Regions from separate parts of the Homo sapiens genome. Here region 2 is linked to region 1. Evidence: read pairs that join two places in POLR2A ChIA-PET (ENCODE). Cell type or tissue: Caco-2. All regions are shown on one strand. Each heading gives the region's core, and the rest is flanking DNA. Links, peaks and the distances in the headings are about the cores only.

Region 1 (8,328 bases), core at 16-8,015:
TTTTTTTTTGAGACAGAGTCTCACTCTGTCTCCCAGGCTGGAGTGCAATAGCACGATCTCGGCTCACTGCAACCTCCGCCTCCCAGGTTCAAGCGATTCTCCTGCCTCAACCTCCTGAGTAGCTGGAATTACAGGTGCCTGCCACCACGCCCAGCTAATTTTGTATTGTTAGTAGAGCCAGGGTTTCACCATGTCGGCCAGGCTAGTCTCAAACTCCTGACCTCAGGTGATCCACCTGCCTCGGCCTCCCAAAGTGCTGCGATTACAGACATGAGCCACCACGCCCGGCCTGCTCCACTTCTAAGGCTTCTTGTGACAATGTAAGAGAAAGGAGATGACAGAGCTTTGCAACGGGAGGAGGGCTATGTGTTCTGGTGACCAATTCACTGTCTTGTGTCGGGACAGGAAGAAGCCCTTCATACGGGCAGCAGGCTGGGAGCCAGGGAGGAGGAAAGATCACGATCCACTCCCTGGTACATGGCCCTTCTGCACCCCGCAGTCTCCTTCCAGGTGCCACAACGAGAAGGCACACATCCTTGGCACAGCACTTGAGGCTTTTCACCACTGGCTGCACTCACCCCTCCAGACTCACTGCCTTGCACCAACCCTTTTCCGCCCACCCCACTCTATGCTGTCCACAGCCTCCACCCCAGCCACCTGATTCTGCAGGCCAATGTCACATTCTTCCAGTCCAGGTTCTATTCTGGCATTTCTTGTCATTATTTTGCTGAGAATGTGTCTCTCTTGACTTTGAACTTATTGAGAGCAGGAATCATGACTCAGCCATATATCCCAGCACTTGGCCCAGGGCCTGTCGTTTCCAGGGTAGGTGGTCTAGGCTGATTGAAGGAATGGCATTTAGTCTTTAAAATGAAAGCATGTTGCCTAGCTTGGTTATTTTTGAACTCTATAATCAAGGACTACGTTTACCTGAATAGCCTCTGCAGAACACCAATTCCGTAAGGTGCTTCACACACACACACCAATTCTATCATTTAATACATTTTGGAAAGGCTACATACTACTACAGCCTCTTTTACAGATTAGCAATGTCCATGAGCGCACTAAAGGTTGAGACATTCTGCAGTGAAGAAGCCTATTTCATTTTGTTTAACCAAGTATTTCTCAAATTTATTTGATCATATGTGGCAGAAAATGCTGTGTCTGGCATTCTTCATTTCCCTCTTCCTCCTTTAACATGGAACCCCTGATGTCTTTAGCTTGGCACATCGCCACCCAGAATAAAAACTACCTTTCCCAGCTCTTCCTGCAGCTAGGGGCAGCCCTGGGATAAATTCTGGACAATGAAATACAGGCAGAAGTAAATCATATACGATTTCCATGAAGGGACCTTAAACAGAAGTGTGCCCTTCTCTTCCCCACACATTCCTCCTCCTGTCTGAAATGTAGATGCAACTGCTGGCATTTGAGCAGCCATCTTGGGCCATGTGGTAGCTTCTTATGGATGATCTAGGACTAATTCAAGGGTCTAGATTTACCTCCAAACTTTGTTTATCTACAAAAAATAAAACTCTATCTTCTTAAAGCTACATGATCTGGCATTTTCTGTCCCATGCAGCCAAACATAATGTTGCCTGATGCACCCTGAAGCCCCCTTGTCCACACCACCTAATTCTGCAGGATACTATTGCAGAAATCTTGATCACCTAGAACACGGAAAAGGCACATGAAACCTGGAGCATTTTCAACTCAGTCCTGGTTTTCCCTGCCTCCACCTCAGCATGGGTGAACTAAAACTATTTCTGCAAGATGTTACTGCAGAAATACTGATCATTAGAACATAGGGTGAGCAAAGCCTGTGGCCAGGGCAGGAACTGATCCCAGGGTCTCATCCTCCACTGGAGTCATGGAGTGGTTGCATCCAACTGAAAGGGCAAGGCAAGAAAAGGCAAATGCCAGCCCCTGAGAAGGTGGGTGACCCACAGGCCTGACTGCCACCCTGTGCCCCACAGTCAGGGCAGCAGGAGCGTGGCGTCCCTACCGCCTCCCCACCAACCTCACCTGGCTCCCCCTCTCTCACACTCACTACTCTTTGGCCACATTGGCTGTCCTTCAGTCCTTCCAGACTGTCCTCCGTGGAGCCTCCCAACATGGTCCCTCCACCTGTAATTCTACTCACTCCTGGCTGCCACCCACCTCTCCCTATCAGCTCATTTTCACCTTTTGGGTCTCAGCCTGGGCATCCCTCCTCAGAACCCCTCCATCCTCACCCTGTATGAAGCAGCCCTCAGGCCCTCCTGTCCCTCTGCATAGCCTACTTGAACACAACACTGATGGTATTGTGGGTTTGTTGACTTATTTGTTTTCCTAATCCCCACTGGCCATCCAAGTTGAAGAGGGCACGGTCTTTGCATGTTTTGCTCATCACTGTGTACTCAGCACCTAGCACAGAGTTGTTGCTCCATAAAGATTTGCTGACAAGCTGTCCACGGGTGACTTCCAAAAGCCTCGGGGCCCCAGCTGGGTGATTGTGCCCTGAGCCAGAATTTCATTGCAGTTTTGCAAAAGTGCCAATGACAAATCTGTTCATCAGCACAAAACAGACACTGGCACGCTGGGTGTGTCCTCACCCACACCCTCACCTTGGGGCCATCAGTCAGGCCCTGTGTTTCAGGTCTCACTAGCTCAGGCCATCACTCCCTCCCTGTCTTGCAGCTGTCGGGGGACAGGGGAGGGGGCATGAAAGAAGGATCTGATACATTGTGCACTGAACATGGTAATGTAAGCAATCCAAGGACATACTGTGAGAAGCACATCTTCCTCCCTCCTGGCACCCCAGCCTCCCAGTTATCTTCTCAGAGGCAATCACTCTCCCCAGCATCTTCGATGTCCTTCCAGAAGCGCTTCCACGCATACACAAGCACACGCATTAATAGGATTTTCTTACTCAAATGTGAGCATGTTATGCGTATTATCCTGCACCTTGTCATTCACTTGCTCTGCTTTTCAACCTAATATATGTTAGAGATCCACCTACATGAGGCCACCTCATTCTTTCGACTGGCTCACATGTTGGCATTTTACTGTATGACTGATGCCTCAGTCCCCCAGTGAGGTGGTCTAATGAGATATCTCATTTCTCACCTAAATAAAGAATGCTTTCTGAATACCTCTTTGCACACATGTGGGAGTGTGTCAGATAAATACCTTTAAGTGGAGTTGCTGGGCCAACAGGTATGTGCCCTTTAGCTTCTGTTAGATAGTGCCACAGTGCCCTCCTAAGAGGTTCTGCCAGTGGGCCCTCTCATCCAGAATGTATGTGATGGGGAACGTGTGTCCCCATCTCCAGCACATGGAATCTTCTGACCCTACTTCATTCCTGTTTGGGCTGGTCTCTGCTCCCTAGCCACCACTGCCCACCTGCCCTCCCTCCCTCCCTCCCTGGAACCCAGGTTCTTACCTGCCCTCTGCCCTTGAAATTCTAGAAATCCTTGCCTTTAGGCCTGCATGCTTTGTCTAGCATCTCTCTTCAACATTGACCCACACGGAGGCCCAAGAGTGACCATGATCCTGTTACCTGGGAGAGTAGGCAAAGTCCCAGAATTCTCTCACTGTGAAACGCACTTGTCCAGAAGATTCAAGTGTCTGTGAAGTTCTGGAAAGTAGCCCCATGCCCAGGGAAATATGCCCCTGTGAAAGTGTTTCACAACAAGCAGTTGAAACCAGGAGAAGGCATGTTCCATGACTCTCTACAGTGTGGATCTGTCATCCCCTGACCTGAGTCACTGGACTTGGAATGGGAGTGGCATCCTGATGATAATTTGACCTTTGACCTTTAACTCCCAACCTGTTGGTGAAGAGTCTTTTTTTTTTTTTTTTTTTTGAGACGGAGTTTTGCTCTTGTCACCCAGGCTGCTGGAGTGCAATGGCATGATCTCAGCTCACCGCAACCTCTGCCTCCCAGCTTCAAGAGATTCTCCTGCCTCAGCCTCCCCAGTAGCTGGGATTACAGGTGCCCACCACCACTCCTGGCTAATTGTTGTATTTTTAGTACAGACAGGGTTTCACCATGTTGGCCAGGCTGGTCTCAAACTCCTGACCTCAGGTGATCCCCCTGTCTCAGCCTCCCAAAGTGCTGGGATTACAGGTGTGAGCCACTGTGCCCGGCCAAGAGTCTTCTTTACTAATCATCTTCATCATTTATCATCTTCACTCACCACCTTCAGGCATGGTTCAAGGCATTAGAGAGAGTATCATGATGACAGGCAGGACTCCCAGGTCTGAGCCAGCCTTGGCTTCACCTGCCTGAGTGACCTCAGAATGTCTCTCCCTTCTCTGGGCCTCAGATTCCTCCTCTAGAATGGGAGGGGTTGGCTTTGGGATGGGCCCTGGGGTCCCAGCCCTAATAGGGGACTTCCCAGCTAACCCCCAGCTATCACACAAAGGGGAGCTGTGGAAGCCGGACTCCTTGCCTAGCCGGTCCTCAGGCCACCCCTCCATCACTGAGTCCCAGGTGGGGCTCAGAGCAGGCGGCTCAGAGCAGCTAACTGGCTCTGTGTTCCTCTAGTACACTTTATTTTTTGTTTGTTTTGCTTTGTTTGAGACAGAGTTTCACTCTGTCGCCCAAGCTGGGGTACAGCCTCCGCCTCCCAGGTTCAAATGATTCTGGTGTTTCAGCCTCCCAAGTAGCTGGAATTACAGGCATGCATCACCACGCCTGACTAATTCTTGTATTTTTAGTAGAGATGGGGTTTCATCATGTTGGCAAGGCTGGTCTTGAACTCCTGACCTCAAGTGATCCACCCACCTCGGCCTCCCAAAGTGCTAGGATTACAGGTGTGAGCCACCACACCCAGCCTCTTCCTGTACACTTTAAACTTTGCAAAGGTATTCAAGGGGCTTCCCTTGCCATTCTATGATAATCTGTCCTTCTCCTTTTGCCCCAATATCCCCTTCCCCTAGTCTCAAACACCCAGATATACTTTTTAAAAATTTTAATGAAAGTAAACATGGCCCATTCTCAAACCTCCAAACAGAGGCCACAGGTAAAATTCCCTCCCAGCCACCAGCACCACAGGGAGAGTTTCACCTCGTTAAGGACACATCGCAGGGCAGCCACTCTGAAAACAGTACCTGGGGGTCCAGTGGAAGCACCTGCTCATCCAGGGCTCAGTTTGGTCCCCAGCACTGGGCAGGACACCCCCAGACAGATTCTGGAGCCCATGCACTGTGACCCCTGAGGAAGAATCAGCCCGAGATCAAAGCCCCATGATGGAACTAAGTCGTTGTGCCTAGGAGGGAGGATGGAGATGCCTGGAGTCATGTGGCCGAGACCCACCTCAAGGAGGGGCCCCAGCCCAGAAGGCTGCTGGCCTGCAGCTCAGCCAGAGAAACTCAGGGTTCCTAAGTCCCTTCTGGCTGCAGGTGAGGCTTGTATCTTTGGGTTCAGCCTGGAGAGGTGGAAGCAGGTGAGCACTCTCAGAGGTGATTGGGATGGTGGTGGGAGTCAGATTCCTAAAGACAAGCTTACCAGGACCTGGGAGGTCATGCCTGGTCTGCAAGGAAGACACTGTGGTTGGATGCAGCTGGCTGGACTGCAACAGGTCCACCTGATGCAAATCCCCTTTTCTTCTTCTGTGAGCTGGAAAGAACCTCCCTGGAGCCACTAGATGGCAAACAGGCTAGCTCAGGTTAAAGCCATCACCACCAGATGGGCAAATGGGCTAGCTCAGGTTAAAACCCTCACCACCAGATGGGCAAACGGGCTAGCTCAGGTTAAAACCCTCACCACCAGACAGGCAAACGGGTTAGCTCAGGTTAAAACCCTCACCACCAGACAGGCAAAGAGGCTAGCTCAGGTTAAAACCCTCACCACTAGATGGGCAAACGGGCTAGCTCAGGTTAAAACCCTCACCACCAGACTGGCGAATGGGCTAGCTCAGGTTAAAGCCTTCACCACCAGACGGGTGAATGGGCTAGCTCAGGTTAAAGCCCTCACCACCAGACTGGTGAATGGACAAGCTCAGGTTAAAGCCCTCACCACCAGATGGGTAAACTGGCTAGCTCAGGTTAAAGCCCTTGCCATCTGCATGGTACATCCACACGTGGTATAACAATGCCTTCCTTTTGCTCTATACCTGGCATCTATGTGCCCAATTTATAGATTCAGGCTGGCCTGTGCTCAACTCCCAGCCCCTCTATAAACAAGCTGGCCTCGGGAAGCCTCTTGAACTCTTTGAGCCTGTTTCCTCATCTGTAAAATGGGCAGGATAACAGTGCCTGCCCCACTAGACTTGTGAGAGTCAACAAGAGAATGCACACACAATGCTTGGTGGCTTGCGGGCACAGAGGAGGCTGCTCTCTTGCTAAAGATTAAATGCACCATTGCCTTTTGAGGAAGTGCCTCCTTGCCACTTGCCATTTCTGCCTCTGTCTCATCCTGCTGGAGACTCAAAACATCTGAGGGGGGCTGGCTGCGGTGGCTCACGCTTGTAATCCCAGCATGAGCCTTTGGGAGGCCGAGGCAGGTGGATCACTTGAGGTCAGGAGTTCGAGACCAGCCTGGCCAACATGGCAAAACCCCATTTCTGCTAAAAATACAAAGATTAGCTGGGCATGGTGGTGCATACTTGTAATCCCAGCTACTCAGGAGGCTGAGGCAGGAGGATCGCTTGAACCCAGGAGGCAGAGGTTGCAGTGAGCTGAGATCACACCACTGCACTCCAGCCTGGGCTACAGAGTGAGACTCCATCTCAGAAAAAAAAAAAATCTGAGGGGCCCTCTCATTCCCCCACAGAACCAAGCAAAGCCCTGGTTAGGAGGGCTGGTCACTGTCCCCAGCCTTGGCTCCCTGGAGAGAAGAAACGGTGCCTCCCCAGGTGTCTGAGGAGGGGAAGAGGAGCCTTCCAAGGGAGCACTAGGATGTTCATCTCTTTCCCCTTCCCTGCCTCTCTTTGCTGGGCTAATGTTCATTGAGCCCCTGCAGTAAGCCATGCGTTGTGGGGGGAAGAGGATAAGAATCGTCAGGAAGGATTCAGACCTAGTTGGAGACACGCACCCAGAGAGAGAGAGACAAATAACACACCACAAGACAGCCATCCCTCTCTTCAACAAACAAGCACAGCAAAACTCTCCAACCAACTTCTGCCTTAGGAGTCGAGGATACAAAAATGAATGAGACACTGTCCCTGTCCTCAAAATGTTTACCGTCTAATAATATAATTCCACTCAGCAACTGAGGGCTTCCAGGGGCTTTGCATGCTTTGTTTCATTTGTAATCCTAACCCACTCTCATGCAGGAGGTCCTAGTATCCCCATTTTGCAGACGAGGAACCTTAGACTCTGGAATGTGTCCATCGTCTGAATAATCACCACTAGGTGTCCAAAGTGCTCTAACTAGAGCCTACACACGTTGCCTTGGGAGCTTCAGACTGACTTTTCAGAGCAAGTTGTGGTCAGGGAAGAATAGTGTCTGAGCTGCTTCTTAAATGACTCAACCTCCAGCAGGCCAGGCAAGGCAAGGAATTCCTGGAACAAGACTAGTATATGCAAAACACCTGGGTATAAAAGAACACAGGGGGCATGAGCTATTTGCTCAATTCTAAAATCTAAGAGGTTTTCAAGGTAATGGTGGGAGACGTAGCTGCGAAGGGAGGCAGAAGCAAGAGCTTTGAACAGAAACCTAAAAAATAGAACTTCTGGAGGCAATAGGGAGCCATTGAAGGTTGTTAAGCAGGGAAGAGAGCATCTGAAAGATCACAGGTCAGTAGAAGTAAACCATATTGTCAGGGCTCTGAGTCATGGGAGAGAAGAACATGGGTAGGGTGAGCCAACAAGGTTCCTAGAGGCAGGGCACTCCAGTTAGGCCCAATGCTCAGATGAAGGTAGCATGTTGATAGGAAAAGGCAATGGTCAAATTAAGCCACAGACAAGGCACATGAAACCTGGAGCATTTCAGACTCAGTCTTGGATTTCCCTGCCTCCACCTCAGCATGGGCAAACTAAAAAAGAAACAGCTGAGAAAGTGTCAGATGTATTAAATCCACTGAGTTCCTGTCTCGGGCTCTTGGGCTCTGCCTTTCATGCTATATTTAGATGCTCCAGAATTCTCCTCTGCTCAGGCGTGTCCCACACCCCCTCAGAAGAGTGAGCATGTTTCCTGGGCTCCCCCCAGCCTTTGCCAACCCCATCAAGCTTCCTGTCTGACCCCAAGACACATTTTCCAACCAGGGTTTGAGGGACTCCACATGGCCCAGCCCCTCTTCTCCCTGAGATCTGGATTCCACAAAGAACCAGCCAGAATTTGGCATTATTCTCCTCATGAAGAAAAGAAAGCCTCAATCCTTTCTTTGGCTGGGTTTTTCACCA
Region 2 (8,328 bases), core at 236-8,235, 71 kb before region 1:
GATGGTGGTGGCTGTTGCTCTTCAGGTCCTCCGTACTGCAAAGGGGGCAAGAGGCAGTCCCTAGCTAGGTGCCACTGAAGGAGGGACTCCTAGGAATAAAGCTGATTCTCAATAATAAAGTCACCCTTGGATAATACCACACCCAACACACAGACGTCTCCACCAGAGTTTGAGTTTATGGACTCGAGATTGTGTACTGCTTAAGAAGTCTGGACAAAAGGATGGGTGACGGGGTGCTCTGCTGAAATCCAGCTCACATTCCACTTGGCAAGCCACAGGAGAGAAAGGGGTGCCTTCCACCCAGAAGAAGGGATGCCTTTTTCTAAGCTGCACAAAGACACAGTATGGGCTACAGCAACCCCAATCCCCACGGTCACGTGCACACTTACATACATGTTTGTGATCCACGTGTTCAAAGTTGCATGCTGTACAAGCATATTCAGGTATAGCCACTCATACATATGCAGCCACCAGCATGCAAGGTACATGGCACAGAACTTTCTTCATTAGCACACCCCTTCCTAGGGACCCAGGCACAGATTCTCCTGCTTGGCCTTGACCTGAGCTGATGATGATGCCCTCAACCCCCATTCCAGGCCCTGCACCCCACAGACAAGGTCTCAGAAGTGCCTGATCCCTCAGGAACAAGATCCAGTGACCGGGCAGGTCCCCCAACAACTGACTTACCTGCCCTCTCTTACCTGACCCAGGATGAGGCCACTGCCAGAGTGGCCCCTGTTGAGGACAAAGGCTGGACATGGTGGGCTCTGCTAGGTGACCAAGAACATGGCCCACCCACCTCTTGGGTTTGCAGTGGGTGAGTGTGTGTCTGGGAGAAAGCAGGGAAGCGGGGGATAGGGAGAGCTCTGCCTCCAGGAGGACCTTGCAGCCTCATGGAGCCAAGTGCCAGAGTAGCTGTCTCCAGACCCATGGCTTCCAAGTAAGCCAGACCCTCAGCCAATGCCAGCCACCCAGCCCTAGCTGTGCTTTTACTTACCCAGTAAGCACAGGGGAAAGTACCCCCACAGGCCCTGGGGACATCTTCCTTTAATTACTCCACTGGTGACTCCTGAAACTTTTTACCTTCCCCAGGGCCTCCCTACAAGAAAGAGGCTCTCTAGCCTAAAGAGTCTTCTATGGGTGCCCAGGAGCCCCTATCTGTGTGCAAGCGCAGTGCCCTGAAGGCAGACAGCAGAGGACGCAGGCAGTGGCCCCAGCCCAGACAGCCTCCCTCCACTCCCGCCATTCAACCGCAGACAGGCCCAGGGCCCAGGGGCTCTGGCTGACCTGGGGATGGGCAGTCCCTGGCATGGCTGCCCCTCTAGCTCTTCTGTTTTAGGGGAGGGGAGGGGCGTCCACATTCTCTGAAGAGCAGAGCCCTGCGAAGTGACCCTGTTTCAGAATGAAATTGAGCTGCCATTTTCATCTTCTTCCCAAATGTCAGCAGCGTTAGATCAGATTAGGAACTAATCTCTTGCCAAAATTCATTTCCGAACAAGAGAGGTGGCTGCGGGCGATGTGGAGGTTTGTCGTTGGTTTCTCAACTCCCCGTATCCTTTCTCTCCCTGTTACTGGGGTGGGAGTGGGGGTAAAAGTTGGCATAGACTGCACTGAGGCCCCGGGGGGGCCTAAGGAATGTCAGGCGGTGGCACCAGGTGCAGCGGGAGGAAGCCCCTGGCATTAGGTGAGTGGGCAGCCGCGCTGGCCCTGTGCTCAGTAGCTGTGCAGAGCCGATTGCTCAGGCATCCTTCTTGGGCTGGAGAGAAACGGGAACAAGAGCCAAGCGAATGGGGCCAGAAGGACAGGGCCTGATGCCTGCACCACATCCTCTCTGAGGTCCCTCCCCAAACCCCACCTAGTGCCCCGCCTCAGTGTCCCCAGCCTCTCACCTCACGGGCCAGAGTAGTAAAAGGAAAAGGAAAAGGCAATTGCAACTTAAAGAGAGAGAGGGAAAAAAAGGAAAATAAATGCCCAAAAGCACTGGTCAGTACCTTGCAGGAGGCCTCAGTTGACAAGTGACCAGAACACAGCCGCTGGCCTGAATGCATAATTACCCCCAAGTGAAAATTCCCCCATCTAATTTGATATTTGGTTCTTTGCAGAAGCTATAGCCTTCGTAAATAATATACAAAGTAAGAAACCTAATCCCGCCTGCTAGAATGTTTAATTCATCATTATGCGAGCTAATTGGAAGGTGATTATATGGTAATTGCTCATTAGTGGTGTATATTTATCGCTGTACCTTATGTCAAGGCCATGGGAATTGTGTAGAGTCTGTTCTCTCATTTCAAGGATCAGTTTCAGAAGCAGGAGCGAAGCAGGCAAGATCAAGTTCTTTCTGACGTCAGGGTCCAGCCAGGGCTATGGAGACCCGTGCTATATATAGGGCCTGGAGCTGGCTGGGAGCAGGGGACGTCTGGGGCCAGGCTGAGGCCCAGCCATCCAGACGTTGCTGGCAGCCAGGCCACCGCCAGGCGAGGCCAATCATCCTCAAGTCATTTTCCAAATGAGACCGCATGCCCATCCCAAGCACCTTCAGGACCCCCAGGTGCATCTTGGCCTTTGTGCCTGTGCTGGGAATGGAGACCTTACTTCTGTACTGTCTCTCGGGAATGGGAGGAGGGGCAGTAAGTGTGGGGTAGGGAGGAGGATGGCGAGGCTCGATGTGGAGATTGAACACTGGGTGGGAGATAGGGATCGGAAGGTGAGGTTTGACTTGGTGAGGAAGGTGGAATTTTGAGTGCTCTGTCTCGTCCCTCTCTCCCTGCCTTGCCAAAAACATTCTCTCAATCACACCACCCAGCGAAGCAGGAGGCTGGCTCCATACTGCCGGGTTGGTGTTTAGGGAGGGAAACCCAGAGTAAAAGGGGAGCTTTCTCCCCGGGGTTAGCGGCGGAGCCACGACTAATGAACTCGAAGCACGAAGAACGAGGAAGGGCGGGACGTGAGCGGAACCGAGCCACAAGGCCAGCGCCTGGGATGGGTACTTAGGAGAGGCAGGAAGGCGGGTCTGAAATCCTGAGGGTGTGGAGAGATGGGGAGGGCTCGGTCTGCAGGTGGAGGTGGGGGCAGGGGCGAAGCCTGGGGCGTTAGCAGCCGGGAGGACCAGGCTCCAGCACTTGGAGTCCAGCCTCCATGCGCGCATCTCCGCACGTGGGCGTGATCTTTGGCGCGCTCTGGCGCCCCCTCAGAGGAGTGCGACGCGCCTCTGCCCTACCCGGACCCCAGCTCTGGGCGCTGGCCCGCCGTCCGCTTCTGGCACCCCGACTCGCAGCTCCGGGGCCCTCCGGAGACTCCCAGCCGGGCAACAGACACTAATAAACAAAAGGCCAATTAGACGCTGGGGCGCGGCTGATGAATGGACCTTGCGCTTCCAAGCGTGGCGCCGCCTAGAGTTTTCTGGCGCACCGGGTCCTGCGGGAGAAGCCACCTCCCGGAGAGGGGTCACGGCTGGGGTCAGAGGGTTCTCAAAACTCCCACTTTCCTCTGGCTACGGGGCTGGCTGGGGCGAGAAAATCGGCGGTCGAGCGGAGGGCGCGGGCCGGAAGCTGCGGGCGAGGCGCGAGAGGCCCCACAAAGCAGCCCGGCTTTCGGGCGCGGTCCCCCGACGCTGGAGGCCGGCATCCTCTGCCGCCCCGCCGGCGGTTGCTTCTAGGCGGCGCCCCAGTAATTCCAGCGCTGATTGCTGGAATAATAAAGACTGGTCTAGAAAAATGCGCAGTTACACAAAACGGCTGTTGTTTGCCAAACTCCGGAGTTAGTGGGGCGCTGCTGGAACGACACCCCAGCCCAAGCCTCCTCACTAGACACACACGCCTCGATCCCAAGACACACAGATGTTGCCCTAGGGCTGGGCATGGACATCCATCACAGGGACCCCCATCCAAACACCGAGAAACGTCCCCGCAAGCCACACACACCGAGGCCACCCCCATCTTCTGAGATGTGCAACTCCAGACGAATTCGCAGATACACAGTGCAACCAGACCGCGGCACACACATTCAATAAACTGCATTTCCACACCGTCATAGGCACTCTGCAGCCTCACAACTGCACGTGCTGGCCCTAACTCAAAACAATCTAGACGCACAAGGACAGCTAGACATCTTGACCAAATCTACATAAGTAGCCCCAGCCTCTCCAGCCTTTAACTTATTCAAACAATTAGAACTGACACAAATTGACTAAAGTCCTAGCTGAGACACACAATTCTATTCCACAATCCACACAAATGCCATTATACCACAAACTAGTGCTCTCACCCTATACAAACACACAAGAACAGACCCTCACCCTGCCAGCCTTACACCGACTTGGACCAGCCCTAAAACCCCCACCACGGAGTGGGGCCCCGGGCCAGGCCTCCGAGCAGCCAGAGTCCCTCCCCAGCCGGCCTGCGCGTCCCAGACTTTGTTTCCTGCGACTCGAGGCGGGGACGGGGAGGAGCCGAGGTTTCCAAAGCCGAGCGCAGGCCGGAGCCCCCTTTCTGCCTGGCCCGCCTGGCGCGGCTCTCAGGCTGCCACAATCCGCCCCTCGCACAAAAGTGGCCCGGCAGGTTCCGGGCCGCAGCCAATGCGCCAGCTCCTGCTCGGCTTGCCTGCCAGGAGCAGAGCCAGAGGGAGCTTGGAGCACTGAACACCCAGAACGAGAGCCAGGAAGTTCGGAGGTCGAAGGCTTCTCTCACCCTAGGACTTTCTGGCGCCTCCGCGAGAAACGCACACGGAACCCATGTGTACTTCGCAGGAGAACGTAGCCGCGGCACACGCGCTTGGTAGATTCCGTTTGACCCTCTCAGGGCAGCGCAAACGGAGAACCCGTGCCTCTCCCGAACATGCGCTTGGCCAAGGGGTCCCACAGGGAAGGTCCACAAGTAATTAACAAGGAAACGGAACATGGATCAAACTTGTATCCTACATCCCCATTAGGGGTCCCAGGCAGGACCCAATGGCAACGTGCATACAGTTCTCCGTGTCCCAGAAGGAGCGCAGAATCTGACCCACGATGCCCATTGAGCCCTGCCCGGGAGCATCCAGGGCTGGCACCCATATAGCACGAAGGGGCACATAGACCTGCGGCTCATGGCTCCTACAACCCCCTGCTCAGCTCAGCACGCGCGCACTGCGAAGGGAACGCAGAGGCAGGGCACACGCGCACCCTGCCCCGCGCCCCACTCCCAGATAGTCATCGTGGGATGGCATCTCGCAAATATTTATATTCCTCAGCGCCACGGCAGCCCGCGTCCACATTAGACACTCTAATCCTGCCACTTTAAATAGATGAATTAATAAAGCAAACGAGCGGCTAATAAGCTGACTGTCCTGCCTTTTTGAGGCGGAGGAAGGACTCGAAAGTGCGCCAAATTTGTTTGCAGTGGATCAAGGCGAGCCGCCTCTGCTTCACTTTCTTTATCTTAATTCCGACTTGAAAAGATATAATTATCTAGTTTGAACAGAGCTGCTATCAAATCCTTCTTTGGGCCGGGAAGGGGGGCGTTGGAGTGGATTGCGGCTCTCTGAGCCGCTCCGTGCAGCCGGAGATAGCGCGTAATGAAGATGTGGAGGCCTGAGATACAAAGGGCATTAACCTCATTAGCATGAAACCTTTTCTTCTTACCATTGTGGGACCCTTTCAGCCGCCTAATCCCCCCTATTTTCAAAGCTTGGTTTGTAATAAAGCTTTTAGTTTTTTTTTCAAAGCTAATAGTATTCTGTGATGATTTTATTGCTGTTACACTACATAGGACATTTACCCAAAAAAAGAAAAATCTTCACCACCAGCCCCGTTTTCTTGTACTTAAAAAGTATAAAGTATATAATTTCGGCAGAAGTAAACCTTCTGTTAAGACGGAATTTTTTTTTTTTTCTGGACAGACCATCTGAATTTTAAGAATGTTTAAGAATGAGCTCGGTGTTTGAGGTATTCCGGGTTTTGGAAGGTGAGTGGAAGGAAAAGGTAATTTGTACTTGTTGAAGAGAAAGGGATGCTTTCCGGGAGCACTGACTGCAAAGCGCTTGAGACAGCTGGTGGTCACTGAGGGTCGTGCTGTCAAAGCGCCTGGAAGCCCCACGAGGGTTTCCAGGATACCCCGAGGCGCACCTGTCCCTGTGAGACGCAAGCCCGGGTCTCCTGAGGCCACCCCGTCTCCCTCCTCCCCCGGCAACTCCCGGCGGCGGTGTATCCCCTCACGGCACACACACCTTCCAAGAAGAGTCTGTGAAAATGCACTATGAGCAGCCAGGTTTCTACAGAGGGACAGAAATGGGGGGAAAGAGGGGAGGTGGAAGACAGGCAGAGATGGGGGAAAGGAGAAAGAGACGGAGAATGAATTCTGCTTTAGAGAAGAGGAGAAAAAAAAGAAAAAATTTCCATAGTGCCCTATAGTCCCCACACGTGCACGGAATGTCTAATCTTAACTTTTCAAGGCAAGATGTTAACAAAGCTTGTATTTTTGCCCTGCATTGTAACTTGGCCTTATCACAGTGTAAAGGGTGGGGAGATTGTCCTAAATTATGTCCAGGCAGCCCCCCTGGATCCGTGGATTAAGAGATTAAAGGAGACCACTGGGCAAGGCCTCCTCTTTCCCCTTCATATTCCTGGTATGATAATTGCTTAAACTGATTTGCACTTTCACAAAAGCTCGCAGGACGCTTTGTAGCTCGAACAGAACAGACGAGGTTTCTCTATCAATGGAAATAAAACTGATTAATGCAGCCTATCAGGATAAGAAGCAAATGAAGCATGCAAAAACAACCTCGTACCCCCAGAAGGGGGAAGGAGGGAGGGAAAAAAGCTAAGTTTCCTCCAAGTCTGATTACAACTTTTTCTTTAATGTTAAAATTAAGAGTTGAAGGTTTTTCAGAACACTTGCCTTATAAGGCTGCTGAGGCCCTTGGGCTTGGCCCATCACCTTCAGCAGATTGGGGCCAGGGAGAGGAGGAAAGAAAGGAAGGAAAAGTAAGACTTGTACTTTGGGGTTTGAAGTCAGAAAGTTTAGAAGTTGCAAGATTCTGCTACATGTTTTCCCCAATATTTTGGGAGAGTAGTCCTCAATGTGTAACTATATGTCCAGTTTTTTTTTAATAACCAGAGGTTAAGAGAAGTAAGCATTTTAACCTGAAGTTCAAACTAAACTCCCTCAGGAGGGCATACAATGGGCAAAGTCTGGTTGAAAAACTTTTCTCCCATCTCTTTTCTGAAGGACTTAAGTTTTCCTAATCTTCTCCCTTCTCCACCCTCATCTTTCTTTAAAATGCCTGAGAATCCATCAATCTGGCCCTTTTGTGGGTGAGGAGCCTGGGTTTCTTGAGCCTAGTTGGGGAAGGACCACACTCAAATTACTGAGATACATTTTTAAAGATCCACTTCAATTTCCCAAGACGACTACTCTGAGGGCATATTGATAAATCTTTATTGACAAAATATTGACATTGACATACTTCTTGGAAGTATATAGTGTGTTAGAATTCTAACAAATTAACACAAAACACAAAAATATTTACATTCTGGTATAGAAGACATTAAGGAAGCATTTGTCACTCTCTTTAGTAAGTCTATGATCTTGGAATAGAAACTCAGTGCTTGAAAACTTGCCGCCGTGCGCTTGGCCACACTTAACATCATCCCCGCTAACTACAGTCCTTCAGGTTTTGCAATAGATAGATTTAAAGTTTGGAATAGGCATTGCAGTGAATGGTTGAACTCGGCCAATTTCTCCAACCACTGAAAGGAGAAGTTTGCATCAGGGTTTTAAGCCTCAGGATGTTAGGAAAGGGAATGTCCAAGAAATATAATTAATTTAGGGGTTTTTTTCCCAGTACAAGTCCTGATTCTTTTTGTGGGCACCCTCCCCCGCCACCCCCAGCCCCCCCGTCGTCCTGCTCCCCGTTTCTCTGTAAGAGGACCACTATCGCTGAGCCTACTTCATTTAGCTTGCACAATCACTTTGACATCAGAAGGTATCAAAAAGTGTTTACAGACTGCACATTTCTTGGGAAAAAAAATCAAAATAAAAAGCACACAGAACCTGTCTTTAAAAGGAAAAGAAAATTACAATTCATTTTCGGTCTTTAAACACCATTCGCCCAACAACTGCTACATGCATTTCAAGGATTTGAAACAGGTGTGGGATGGGGCTAGATATGGAATTTTTGTTTTTTATTACTAATTATTTTTAAAGATGGGGGGGAAACACAGCGAAGTGCAAAAAACAAAAAAGTCCTGTGCCTGGTTGGGTCGTGGTTTTTATCATCATCATCATTTTTTAAGTGGACTGTGATAAACGGAATACCTGCCAATCATCTTGTCTCCCCGGTTTGGTGTTTGATTGA

Evidence for each region. Peaks named below come from ENCODE experiments on the same cell type or tissue, not always from the same donor. Only the 100,000 strongest peaks of a DNase experiment are listed, where the experiment ranks them.
Region 2: POLR2A ChIA-PET joins it to region 1 with 7 read pairs; 3 of 35 experiments call an interaction of 5 or more read pairs at or near these places.

The regions. Positions count from the first base shown.
Region 1 is chr10:117,477,515-117,485,842 of GRCh38, reverse strand. It overlaps EMX2OS. Among named protein-coding and RNA genes, the nearest start is that of EMX2, 61 kb to the left of the region's middle. RefSeq lists a silencer at 6,211-6,440. In Caco-2, for the core only: no CTCF peak of the experiment used is centred there; no DNase peak of the experiment used is centred there.
Region 2 is chr10:117,548,606-117,556,933 of GRCh38, reverse strand. It overlaps EMX2 (empty spiracles homeobox 2), which reads right to left. Exons shown (of 3, transcript NM_004098.4): 3 at 7,388-8,328. Among named protein-coding and RNA genes, the nearest start is that of EMX2, 10 kb to the right of the region's middle. RefSeq lists enhancers at 4,251-5,042, 4,987-5,962, 5,901-7,245. In Caco-2, for the core only: no CTCF peak of the experiment used is centred there; a DNase peak (open chromatin) is centred at 4,566; H3K4me3 peaks cover 1,524 bases; H3K27me3 peaks cover 252 bases.